Linked DNA regions of Homo sapiens: all the other regions are linked to region 2. A link is a contact called in ENCODE Hi-C or POLR2A ChIA-PET data. All regions are on one chromosome and are shown on one strand. Each heading gives the region's core, a stretch centred on a gene start or an enhancer-like site at or near the end of the contact. The rest is flanking DNA. Distances are from core to core; before and after follow the strand shown. Region 1 overlaps RORA (RAR related orphan receptor A). Region 2 holds the start of BNIP2 (BCL2 interacting protein 2). Region 3 overlaps RORA (RAR related orphan receptor A).

Region 1 (3,596 bases), core at 659-3,158, 1.2 Mb after region 2:
ATGGTCACCCCCTCCCAAACCCAAACTGGTGCCTGGGGCAGAGGAGCTCTAAGAAGTCCTCAATCCATATGAGCTGAAAGTTCTCAGCCTTCAAAGTAGAAGATCGGGTGGATAAAGAAGACACGCAGCCCAGGAAGCTTCAAGTAGATGGGCAGTGAGTGCCAGCCCGCCACATCTGCTGAGTGAGAGTGGGTGGTGGAAGAGCTGGGGCTGGCTGTATTCATTTGAAACGTGGGCTCTTTCTCTGCATCCTGCAGCAGCCTCTTTCTCTGTCCACCCTTCTCGTTCACCCACCACACCCCTCGTGAAACTCCATTCCTAAGGTAATTCTCCAAATGTCCAAACCCAAGATCTACTCAGCCAAGAAGCTGGGTTCTGCCGCTCTCCCTCCCCCTGCTGTTCTGCTGCAAGGAAATGGAAGAAGGAACAACCTCGCTGGGCCACTTGGTGATTTGTTTTTTCCTTGCTCAAAGCACAAACATGCACAAATCTCAGAGTCCCCATGTTAAGCAGAGACGCTCCCTGGTCAGTCTCCTGCACTCTAACTTCCTAAAAATTAAAGAGTCAAGGCAGAATCAGACACGGTAGAAGGGAGAAAAGGCCTCTTAGTAGCCATAAAGTCCAGGTACCTCATTTTACAGGTGAGGACATCGGAGCCTGGAGAGAAATAACTTGTCCAAGGTCATTCAGTATCAGAGTGGTAGAGCCCACACAGTTCCCAAGGCCTTTTCTCCCAGGCGGAGAGCTCTTTCCCTCTCCCTGTGATGTGGCTGCTGCAGCCACACAAACCAACTGTTCTTGTTACACGTGTCATGGTCAAATGTCCACTAGCTGCCCAAGGGCAAGATGAGTTACAAGAGCAATTCTTCCCATGACTTTACAGTTGTCAGGAGGGGTCAAGGACGCTTTCAAGATTCACACTCTGACCGTGGCAAGCCAGGTTCTCGGAGGGTTAAATGACTGATGAAAAGAAAGCCAAAGGCTGAGTCAGAACCAGGGACAGAACGGCTGGCACAGCCCTGTCTTGCTGGGGAAGGCAAAGTTCTCCATTTTGGCAAGGTCCGTGAATGTCTCTTTTTGCTTTTCCTGGGTCTCTGGTGCACTTGTTGGATTGAATCTTAAAGCATACCCTGAATGCTAAACATCTCAGGATAATGCACTAAGTCCTTCCTCAGCTGGGCTGGCCCATCTTTCTACAGCCTCACCCTAATATACCTACTCTGCTCAGGGCACAGGAAACATAGCCCACACTTTCACATCTTCATTTACTTTTTTTTTGGTTATTCTCTCCACCAGGAATATCTTCCCCTCTTTAACTGGCAAACCTGCACTTGACTTTGAGGATGGAGTTTAAATGCCTGCTCCTTTTCATAGCCTCCTCTGGCTCTTCTCTCCTAGTCCCCTCACTTGTCTTCCCAGAGAACTCTGTTCCTGGCACCTCTCTGCCCTTCCTGAGTTGAATTCTAGCTATTTGTTAACATGTTTTCTCCTATGGCTGTCCTGAGGCTCTCTCAAGGACAGTGACTCAGTCATATTCATCTTTGTACCCTGGGTTGTCAGCTCAGTTACTGGGACACAGAGGGAACAAAAGAATTACTACTTTAAACTACACAGAAATGCATCTACTTAAGGAAAACTTTGCTCCAAGTTCCCAAATGGAAAAGCCAATGAAGGAGTTGTTGTTGTTGTTGTTGTCGTTTGCCCCTAAGAGTATAGCAAAGGCCCCCAACCAGCCAGTTTTCATTCTGAATGGTAAAGTGTCATTTTACAAGCTGCTGCCACGAGCAAGCCTCCACGCATGTCGAATGCACACTTGTATGCATGCACACACACATAGGAGCTAGAAGGAGCTGGTTGCTCTATGGCAAGAAGCAGCAAAGAAGATAAGATCACCATACTGCAAAGGAAGGTAAGCCACGTGATGATGTGGGTAACCCCAGGCACAGATGATACCCTCAGCGAGGCCCAGCTTAAATCTAACCACATCAACTTTTCATGAAACAGACATGAAAAAGTAAGACTAAGACAATTACAAAAAAGGTGGTTTAATGCCTTCTTGCCTCGATGGTATCAAAGCTATTGGCTCCAGGGCTACACTTGGGGAAACAATTCTTTGAGATAAGGAGATGAACTATCTGCTCAAAAGAATGTGCAGGAAGCCAAGGTAACTGGGCAACACATAATGAAACGGTTTGTGGCCAATGAGCCGTCTAAACAAAAATATCCCTGGTAGGCATCAGTTGTATAAGTGAAGGAAACCAAACCCACCCTTGTTTCAAAGTGAAGACTTTGTGGGTGCCAGTGTGTGAGTGTGTGTGTGTGTGTCCTCACTAAATATTATAGTTAAAGTGAAATTCACAAGTCCTCCAGCTGTGGCTGACACTGGTATAAAATGAAAAGGTTGAGAAGGTGAGACTAGTTGTCATACAGCAACCTTGAAGTGCCTTTCCGGGTGGCACTGCCTGCTATGTGAAGGCTCATTTGCTGAATGACCATCACTACGTCAACACAAATTGAGATCTCAGCATTGATTTATCGGTGTGTGTCCCAGAAAGACACACTGCATTTCAGCATCACGGTATTCTGATGTAGTTAGGTTCTGAATTCTCTGAGCCACAGACGATGGTATGTTTCTCCTCTCTGAAGCTCTGCTAATGCCTCGTCCCTATTTCCCTGAAATATGGTTTCCCCCATCAGTTTTCAACCTTTTCGTTTCCCCAGGCAATCTTTTGATGATTCTTTAAGGTCCCCAGATCCACAGAATGTGACAGCTGGGATGAGCTTCCGGGGGTGCCGATTGGAAGCTTTACAGGCTCTAAAACTTGCTACTGAATCTCAGCTCTGGCATTAGTCGGTGTTCTTTGATTTCAGGTAAGTCACACAACCTAAATCTCAGCTTTCTCATTTATAAATTGGGACTAACAGAACCCATCTTCTAGTTGAGTTTGCTTTAGAAATATATGAGTTAATTCGCATTAAAGTACTTAGCACAATTATACACCTCAGTATGTGAAGCCATTTTTTTGTTTGCTTGTTTGAGATGGAGTCTTGCTCTGTCGCCCAGGCTGCAGTGCAGTGGTGCGATCTCCGCTCACTGCAACCTCCGCCTCCCGGGTTCACACCATTCTCCTACCTCAGCTTCCCGAGTAGCAGGGACTACAGGTGCCTGCCACCACACCCGGCTAATTTTTGTATTTTTAGTAGAGACGGGGTTTCACCTTGTTAGCCAGGATGGTCTCAATCTCCTGACCTCGTGATCCGCTCCCCTCGGGCTCCCAAAGTGCTGGGATTACAGGCGTGAGCCACCGCGCCCAGCTGTGAAGCTATTTTTATTACCACCACCAGCATGATCCCTTCAGACCCTCTTAATCTTGAGGTCCAGAGAGATAAAGTAACTTGTCCTAGGGAAATGAATCTTGGTTGAGACAATAACTATTGTCTCTGCTATACAATGATTAAACCAAAGATAGCAGCAATCGTAAGTGGCTGTCAGGGCTCAGGTCTACTCGCTTCCAGGTCAGAACCACATTGGTGCCCGTACTGTGATTTATCATTGCATACTTATTTTTTTCAGAGTGTAGCACTTGATAGGTACT
Region 2 (3,534 bases), core at 1-2,500:
GTTTGCAGAAGTGGATCTGTCATACTTCCGGTCTAAGCCCAGCAGTATTAGGCTGCACTAGAGAATATGAAGACTAGGAATAGAGTTTAGAGAAAATGTAAACCAAAAAGAACTAAGAATATGTGCAAAATGATCAAGAAACTAGTCTGCAGGGGTAACTTAATTGGGTAAGGTCAGTTGTAACTTTGAGGAAACATCCATTTACAAATTACAGAATTTGTTTCTACAATTGCAGAGATTCCTATAAAATGTTAGAAAAACTACATTTAATTGAAAATACGAAATCAGGTATTAGGTGAAATAGAGATCCTAATCAAGAGAAGGTGAGAATGAAAAAAGCAACACTAAAATGCAATCACATAGTTTATTCAATTAAATAAATAGGAGGCACCGTAACTATCTTGATGCAACACCGGAAAAGCTGTTTCGTCAAAGAGCTCACAAGACACAGACAAGTAACTCTCCAGCGGCATGAAATGCATCCAGAAATCCAAACCATTTTGCCAGGTATTTAAACAGAAAGGGTTGTGTCTAGATTCACGCGGGGACTCGGCTTTTGACGTACACACTCTGTATTTGGTTTAGCGTACTAGGGAAGATCTATTAAAGCCCTGATTACTTATGCTGCTTCCGTGTCTATTCCCCGCGGTTACGAGGCATACCAGAAGTCCAAGTTTCTTTGTTCTGTACCAGGACGGACGCTGGTCATAAATACTGAACCATCGTAGCCCAGCCACTTCACCCACACCAGGGTAAAAGGGTGGGGGAGCGGAGGAGGGGCAAGGTTCCATCCCGAGCACAACTACCAGAAACGGAAAAGCGACGGGGTGGGGGGCCAAACTGCCAAATACAAACAGGACCCAAGCCAAGGGCGGGGACCTAAGCAGGGCGGGGATCCAGGAAGCACCTCCCGAGCAGGTTCTATGGCTCCCCCTACCAAGGGTAACTCTCTGGGTTTCCTCTCCCCGGACGTCGTGGGCACGCGCCCGACAGACTTTCGCCCCTAGGCCGGTTCCCAGTCCAGCTCCGGAGCCACCGTGCCGAGTTCTCCCAGGCCGCACTCACCCCGGAGGAAGCCTTGGCCCCCTCGTCCTCTTCGCCCCTCCAGGCCGGCGACGTGGGGCTGACGGCCAGGTCGCAAAAAGCAGGGCCGAGCGGAGCCCGCTCCCCTCGGTCGGCGGTGGAGACCCCGGCCCAATCCCCCGGCCGCAGCGGTACGGCGTCGGCGGCAGCAGCTGACCCGGACACAGTGAGAAGCCCCGGCGGAAGTGATAACATCCCGACCTCCTCCGGGCGCGGCAGCCGGCGGTGGAGGCGGCGGGGGCGTGGCGGCGGCGGAGGCGTGGCGTCTTCTTGAAACCCACACAGCATCCCCCCAACCCCCTCAGACGTCACGGGCTAGCGCTCGCGCCTGCACTCGCGGGGTCGGCCTTCCTTGCCTGTGGGCGGACCCGTCGCGTCGACTCCTTATTGGTGGCGTTACTACGCCTCAAGGCGTTTCTTCCCTCTTTGCTGTTCGCAGGGACGCTGCCTGGTAGTTTCAGTTACTTTTGTTTTCTTTCTGCCTGCCTTTATTGATCATTACAGTAGGTGAAATTATCGATATCAATAATAATATTGTAATACAATAGGTGCAATTATCAATATCAATATTATTACAACAGGTGCAATTATCAGTATCATTACAATAGGTGCAATTATCAGCGATCAATAATGTGAATTATAAAATGGATGAAATAAGGGGAGGAGGTCGGGCGCGGTGGTTTACGCTTGTAATCCCAGCACTTTGGGAGGGCGAGGCGGGTGGATTACCGGAGGTCAAGAGCTCGAGACCAGCCTGGCCAACATGGTGACACCTCGTCTCTACTAAACAAACAAAAATTAGCTGGGCGTGGTGGCGCGCGTCTGTAATCCCAACTACTCAGGAGGCGAGGGCGGAGGCGGAGGCGGAGTTGGAGTTTGCAGTGAGCCGAGATCGTGCCATTGCACTCCAGCTTGGGCAACAGAGCAAAAACTCCGTCTCAAATAAAAGGAAAAAGGAAAAAAAAAAAAAAAGAAAAAGAAAAAAAAGAAATAAGGCGAGGAAAAATATCCGAGGCATCATTTTGGGGAGTTAGGCCTCAGAAGCGACCTTAGAGTTTGGTAATATTTGAGTGTGAAAAGCTTTACAGCAGTGCTTCTCTTCACTGGGGGAACGGTCGGTTTATTTTTTTCAATTTTCAATTAGTTTTTGACAAGTTAATAAAACAGAAAAATGAAAAGACATACAAAGTCCAAGTCAAAACTTTTTATCGTTAGAGTTAACAGCCATAAAATTACCTGCAAAATTGACATAGAGTTTTCTACTCTCTCTCTGTGAACCATTTGCAAACAGTTCTCAGAAGAGCCCAGGTCTATAGACCATGGTTAGAGTACTCAAGGTAAACTACTCAAATTAGACCATACTCAGCTGTAGAGTTTCAACCAAATGAGATTTGTTTGGAGAACATCATAGTCTCTCTCAGTTGGGCGTGCTGGCTCATGACTGTAATCCCAGCACTTTGAGAGGCCGAGTCGGTAGATCGCCAGACCTCAGGGCAACATGGCGAGACCCCATCTCTTAAAAAAAAAAAAAAAAAAAGAGACAGAGAAAGAAAGAAAGAAAAAGAAGCAAAGAGAAAGAAAGGAAGAAAGAAAGAAAAGAAGAAAATTAGGTGGGCTTGGTGGCATGCACCTGTGGTCCCAGCCACTTGGGAGGCTGAGGTGGGAGACTCTCTGGAGCCTGGCAGGCGGCGGTTGTAGTGAGCCAAGATCGCGCCACTCCACTCCAGCCTGGGTGACAGCGAAACCCTGTCTTAAAAAAAAAAAAAAGTCCCTTTCCAAAGTTTCATCTGATAAATCCATAGAAAGGCTCAGCATCAAGTATTTGGGTGATTCCATTGGGGTACGATCAGGCCTGAGGGGAACAGAAAAGCTCAAAATTTTAAATCATTGACTAAAAATGCAGCATTCTGCCTGGATTTCACATTGCTTTGGCAACATTTACCCACCATTGGTAGATTAAAGTCCGTCTCTTTGATAAAATGGGAAGAAAATAGTACCTACCTTATAGGGTTTTTGTGAGATGAATTCATATATATGTATTAGGACCTTGGTTGTCATATTGTAATCACATTTAAGTATTAGGTATTCTTTTTATCCTAGTCTAGCAATTTCACTAAATAGCTAGTAGAGAAAACAAAACTGATCAACAGAGCTTTAGCTAAACAACTACTTGGGCCAAGAAATTTCATCTTGATTTACAGAAGTTTTTGTAGTTTCATACTTTGCTTCTTCAGTTCTGCAATGTGCAGAATTCCCCACAGGGTGGCAGAAAATCACTGGAAATCATATATAGTTATGTGATTTCTTTTTTTTAAGATCTTCAGTTCCTTCTTCATTTTAGTAACTTTATTATTTAATAAGCTTGATCAGTGTTTGCTTTGGTTTCGAGTAAGCCATCCTATTACTTATCTTTTTATCCCTATCTTGTTAATTATCCATACTTATTGTTGA
Region 3 (3,411 bases), core at 761-3,260, 1.2 Mb after region 2:
GGGACCCACCTCTGTGGTTACACTTTGTATGTGGTGACTGTCATCACCTGCTCATCTGCTCACCTGTAGACTTTGAGGTCCGTGAGCAGAGATTCCCAATCATTTATCTCTGAGCCAAGAGACCGACCCTGGTGGGGCAAAACCAGTATGTTCTAAAATGAAATGGCCTCACATCTGCCTATATGAGGCCTCTTACGTCTTGCTTAAGGATAAAAGTGGCCCTTGAAAAACAGAAAGTGGTCTGTTCTCTGAGGGTAAAAGGGTGTAGGTGTTCCCTTTCTACAGTGTTATGAGAGGGACTTACCCCTTAAATGTGTATTTTAAATGGCAGGGGGAAGAGGGGGAAGACCACATGGAAGAGTGACTGGTCCAGGGTCTGGGGAAGAACTCCCTGTCTGTGAGAAAATTCCACCTGGGAAAGAGAAGGTGAGTCTGCCTAGAGCAGCAGATAGGCTCCAGGTCCATAAGTGGGGCCAGGCAGGCTTACAGGAGTAGGAGGCACGGAGGCACATTGGGAGGTAGGCTGTTCACTGCCCAGAGGCACAAAGCCCCTGTCCCAGAAGTGAAGGGCAGCCTACAGGCCTCCACTGGATGCCCTGCCACCCACGAACAGCCCCTCCCTGCCCAAGCACTCTTCCTTACTCACTCCTCTGGCTCCATGGGGAAGCAGAATCCCAACTCATAGCTGCAGGAGGAATAGCTGAAGAGAGAAGAGGCCTGGCTTCAGCTTCCAGAGCTAAGCCCTGCCAATCTCCCAGACTCCTGCAGTCTTTCAAGTCTCCGACATTTGATTACTCCTTTCTTCTCATGAAGTGTCCTTATTTTGCCTCTAGAAAACAGGCACTGGTATCAAGAGTTGCATGGCTGATGCCAAGACTTAATGCTCCAGAGTGTCTTGCACAGGGCCAAAGCTGCCTCTTCTGGCACACACAGAGTTCTACAGAAGGGCCCCCTTATAGGCCACCAGCCACTGTGAGGACCTCATAAGCAAATGTAAGGGCAGGAAGAGATGGGACATGGTCTGGCAAAAACCTCAGCCTTCTCCCTAAGCTCTTCTGCCTTATGAGGCTGATAGCTCAGACTCAAAACAGTTGGCTGAGTTCTCCAGCTAAATATTCATTTCTCCAGCTAAATATTGATTCCTTCAATATTAACACCATGTCAGGGAGCCATGTTAAGCCATTGCCTCAACTTGGCACTGCAGCTAAACATAATGAAATGCCAGAAATTAGGGTCTAGAATTGATTATGGTACCAATTCTAATCCTGAATTCTCAAAGCAATATCTAGAAAAATATTGAATCAAGAGTTTTTTTTTTTAAATGAAGATCCTATACTGGAGGGAGATGGGCAACTTCTATTTGGAATAACAAGCAGTATCAATGTCTTTGAATTCACCTTGAAAACCAATCCTTTGGAGTAGAAAGAATTCATGGTATTTGAAATGTCCAAGATTACTAATGAGGGGAAAATCTGAGGGACCTGAGAAGGTGGGGTTGCTTGAGAAGCAGTAAAGCTTCTCAAAGAAGAAATGGAGATGCCATGAGCAGCTGCCTTGGACCAGATTCCAAGGCAGTGTCTTGTAAACTCAGCCACGATTAGGGCTGGGTCATTCTGGACCGTCCTAAAGAGAAACCATTAAAAACCATTAATTCCTTCAGATATCACAGCTGCTTACTCATAGTAGCTCATTCATAGGTAAGGAAACTGAGATCTCCCTAAGATCAAATAAGTAACAGGTATGTTAAAAAGTTTCATTTGTTTACGTGTTACTACCAAGGGCCAAGTTTCTCCATGTAGTGCAAGGAAATAATTTCTGTGCAACAGCTCGAGATATGCAGCTTGAGTTTGCCTGAAGCCCTGGCACTGTGAATTGCGGCTCCTTCAGATCTTGCAAGCTACCAGCGATTTGGCGGGGTGGGTAACTGGTTGGGAAACCTCCCAGGAAACCACAGCTCCTGCAAATGACTCAGTAGGTGGTTCCGACTTCTCTGAGTCAGAACCAAGCCCATGGCCCAGCCCCATGCCAAGACTCCCTGGCATTGTTGAGATGCTCTGAGCTTGGCTGGCATGTGACACTGAGGACCTCTGGTGTTTGTCTGCAAAGGGATGAATGCTCTTTCTGATAAGGAACCAAGGAGTGTGGAACAGAAAAGCAGCTGAATTCTCTCAGTGGCCTGGCTCTCTCTTGCCCCCTCAATCCCTGAAGAGTGTTGATGGCTTCCTACGTCAGACAACCTTTCACTTAAAAACTTACTCCTCTTCCTTACCCAGGAGTTTCCAGGTTGCCCCCCACAGTCATGAACTTGCAGACACAGAATGCTTAGTTCTAGTATTGATTCTGCTGCTTCCCAGGGCTGTGACCCTGAGCAAGTCTCCTACTGTGGGCCTCAAGTATTACCCATCCCAATTTCATCATCAGCCCAATTGTCCTCTAGTGCCATGATGATCATACTAATCTTCCAACCCAAATTCTCCACTGGCTCCCACTGCCTATGGAATCATGTCCAGACTTCTTAGCCTGGTATTCAAATCCCAATCTATCTTTTAAGCCTCAGCTTCCTCTATTATTCTCCCTGTAGCCTACGTTCTCAGCAAATTGGACCACTCACTCTCCCTAAATGTACTGTGCATTTCCCATTCCCTGTGCCCTTGCAGTGCCCTTTTCTTGAGATGCCCTCTCCTTGCCTCTGGAAATTTTGCCTACGCTTCCAGGCTCAGATCAAATGCGACCTCCTCCTCCAAGCAGCTTCCGCAGCTCTTCTCTTGTGAAGCCCCCTTGATCTCTCACATCACAGTTTGTTGGTACCTTCCTATTGACATAGAACGCATTATTCTGAATCGCAGGCATTTGTGTGGATGACTTCTCTCTCCTCCTGGATGGCATACTCCTAAAGGAAGAGGGGTGGGGGAGGATGTCTTATTCCCCTTTCAATTTCCCATCATGCCAGGGTATACACATCTGTACTAATGAACAAATGAATGAATTTAGAAAATCTAGATGGATGTTCTAAAATTATCTACAGCTGTGGTATTTCATACCAGAGGTGGCTGCACATCAGTAATAAAAACCAGCCCAGACACAAGCTTTTCATATGGGAAAAAGCAGAGGCACTGGTGCGATCCATTCTGTTGGCCATGAAATGTCTTTGGGTGTGTGCACACAGACTCCCACAAACCAGATGCAACATCTGCTTTTGAAGGGCCCAGAGAGGCTGGGCTCCCTCATTTCTCAAAGTGATGAGAAGCGCATTGGAGTCTTGCAGCTGACAGTCGTTCGGTAAAGAAACACCTACTTAGCATAGCCCCAGCTCCAGCTCCACACCATATGCATCAATAGGGGTGGGTCACAGTGCCCTCTTGGCAGTAAGCCAGGAGGAGATTTGAGGTTTGGTTTTGCTGTGCTCAACAG

What was found. Hi-C counts contacts between places; a loop is a spot of excess contacts on that map. ChIA-PET counts read pairs that join two places held with the same protein, here RNA polymerase II (POLR2A). Pooled maps may share reads with other maps.
Region 1: a loop to region 2 is called in a map of CD8-positive, alpha-beta T cell, with 3 times the contacts of the local background. The contact joins the enhancer-like site here to the promoter of BNIP2 in region 2. A Hi-C loop is called at or near these places in 2 of 168 maps with a recorded cell type or tissue (CD8-positive, alpha-beta T cell and naive thymus-derived CD4-positive, alpha-beta T cell) and 4 of 50 pooled maps. POLR2A ChIA-PET finds 5 or more read pairs at or near these places in 2 of 52 experiments (T-cell and activated CD4-positive, alpha-beta memory T cell).
Region 3: a map of PC-9 shows a loop between it and region 2 (34-fold over the local background). The contact joins the enhancer-like site here to the promoter of BNIP2 in region 2. A Hi-C loop is called at or near these places in 2 of 168 maps with a recorded cell type or tissue (CD4-positive, alpha-beta memory T cell and PC-9) and 6 of 50 pooled maps.

What each region holds. Positions count from the first base shown.
Region 1 is chr15:60,842,728-60,846,323 of GRCh38, forward strand. The region is part of intron 1 of RORA (RAR related orphan receptor A); the gene reads right to left. Among named protein-coding and RNA genes, the nearest start is that of RORA-AS4, 81 kb to the left of the region's middle. Within about 2 kb of position 1,909, at least 3 of the 41 ENCODE cell types and tissues checked have a DNase peak (open chromatin) inside an H3K27ac peak, as active enhancers do; they include CD8-positive, alpha-beta T cell, where a contact is called at or near this core.
Region 2 is chr15:59,688,070-59,691,603 of GRCh38, forward strand. It overlaps BNIP2 (BCL2 interacting protein 2), which reads right to left and starts at 1,251. Exons shown (of 10, transcript NM_004330.4): 1 at 1,066-1,251. RefSeq lists an enhancer at 957-1,605 and a silencer at 1,019-1,528.
Region 3 is chr15:60,930,726-60,934,136 of GRCh38, forward strand. All of the region lies in intron 1 of RORA (RAR related orphan receptor A), which reads right to left. Among named protein-coding and RNA genes, the nearest start is that of RORA-AS4, 170 kb to the left of the region's middle. RefSeq lists an enhancer at 1,220-2,419. Within about 2 kb of position 2,011, at least 3 of the 41 ENCODE cell types and tissues checked have a DNase peak (open chromatin) inside an H3K27ac peak, as active enhancers do; they include PC-9, where a contact is called at or near this core.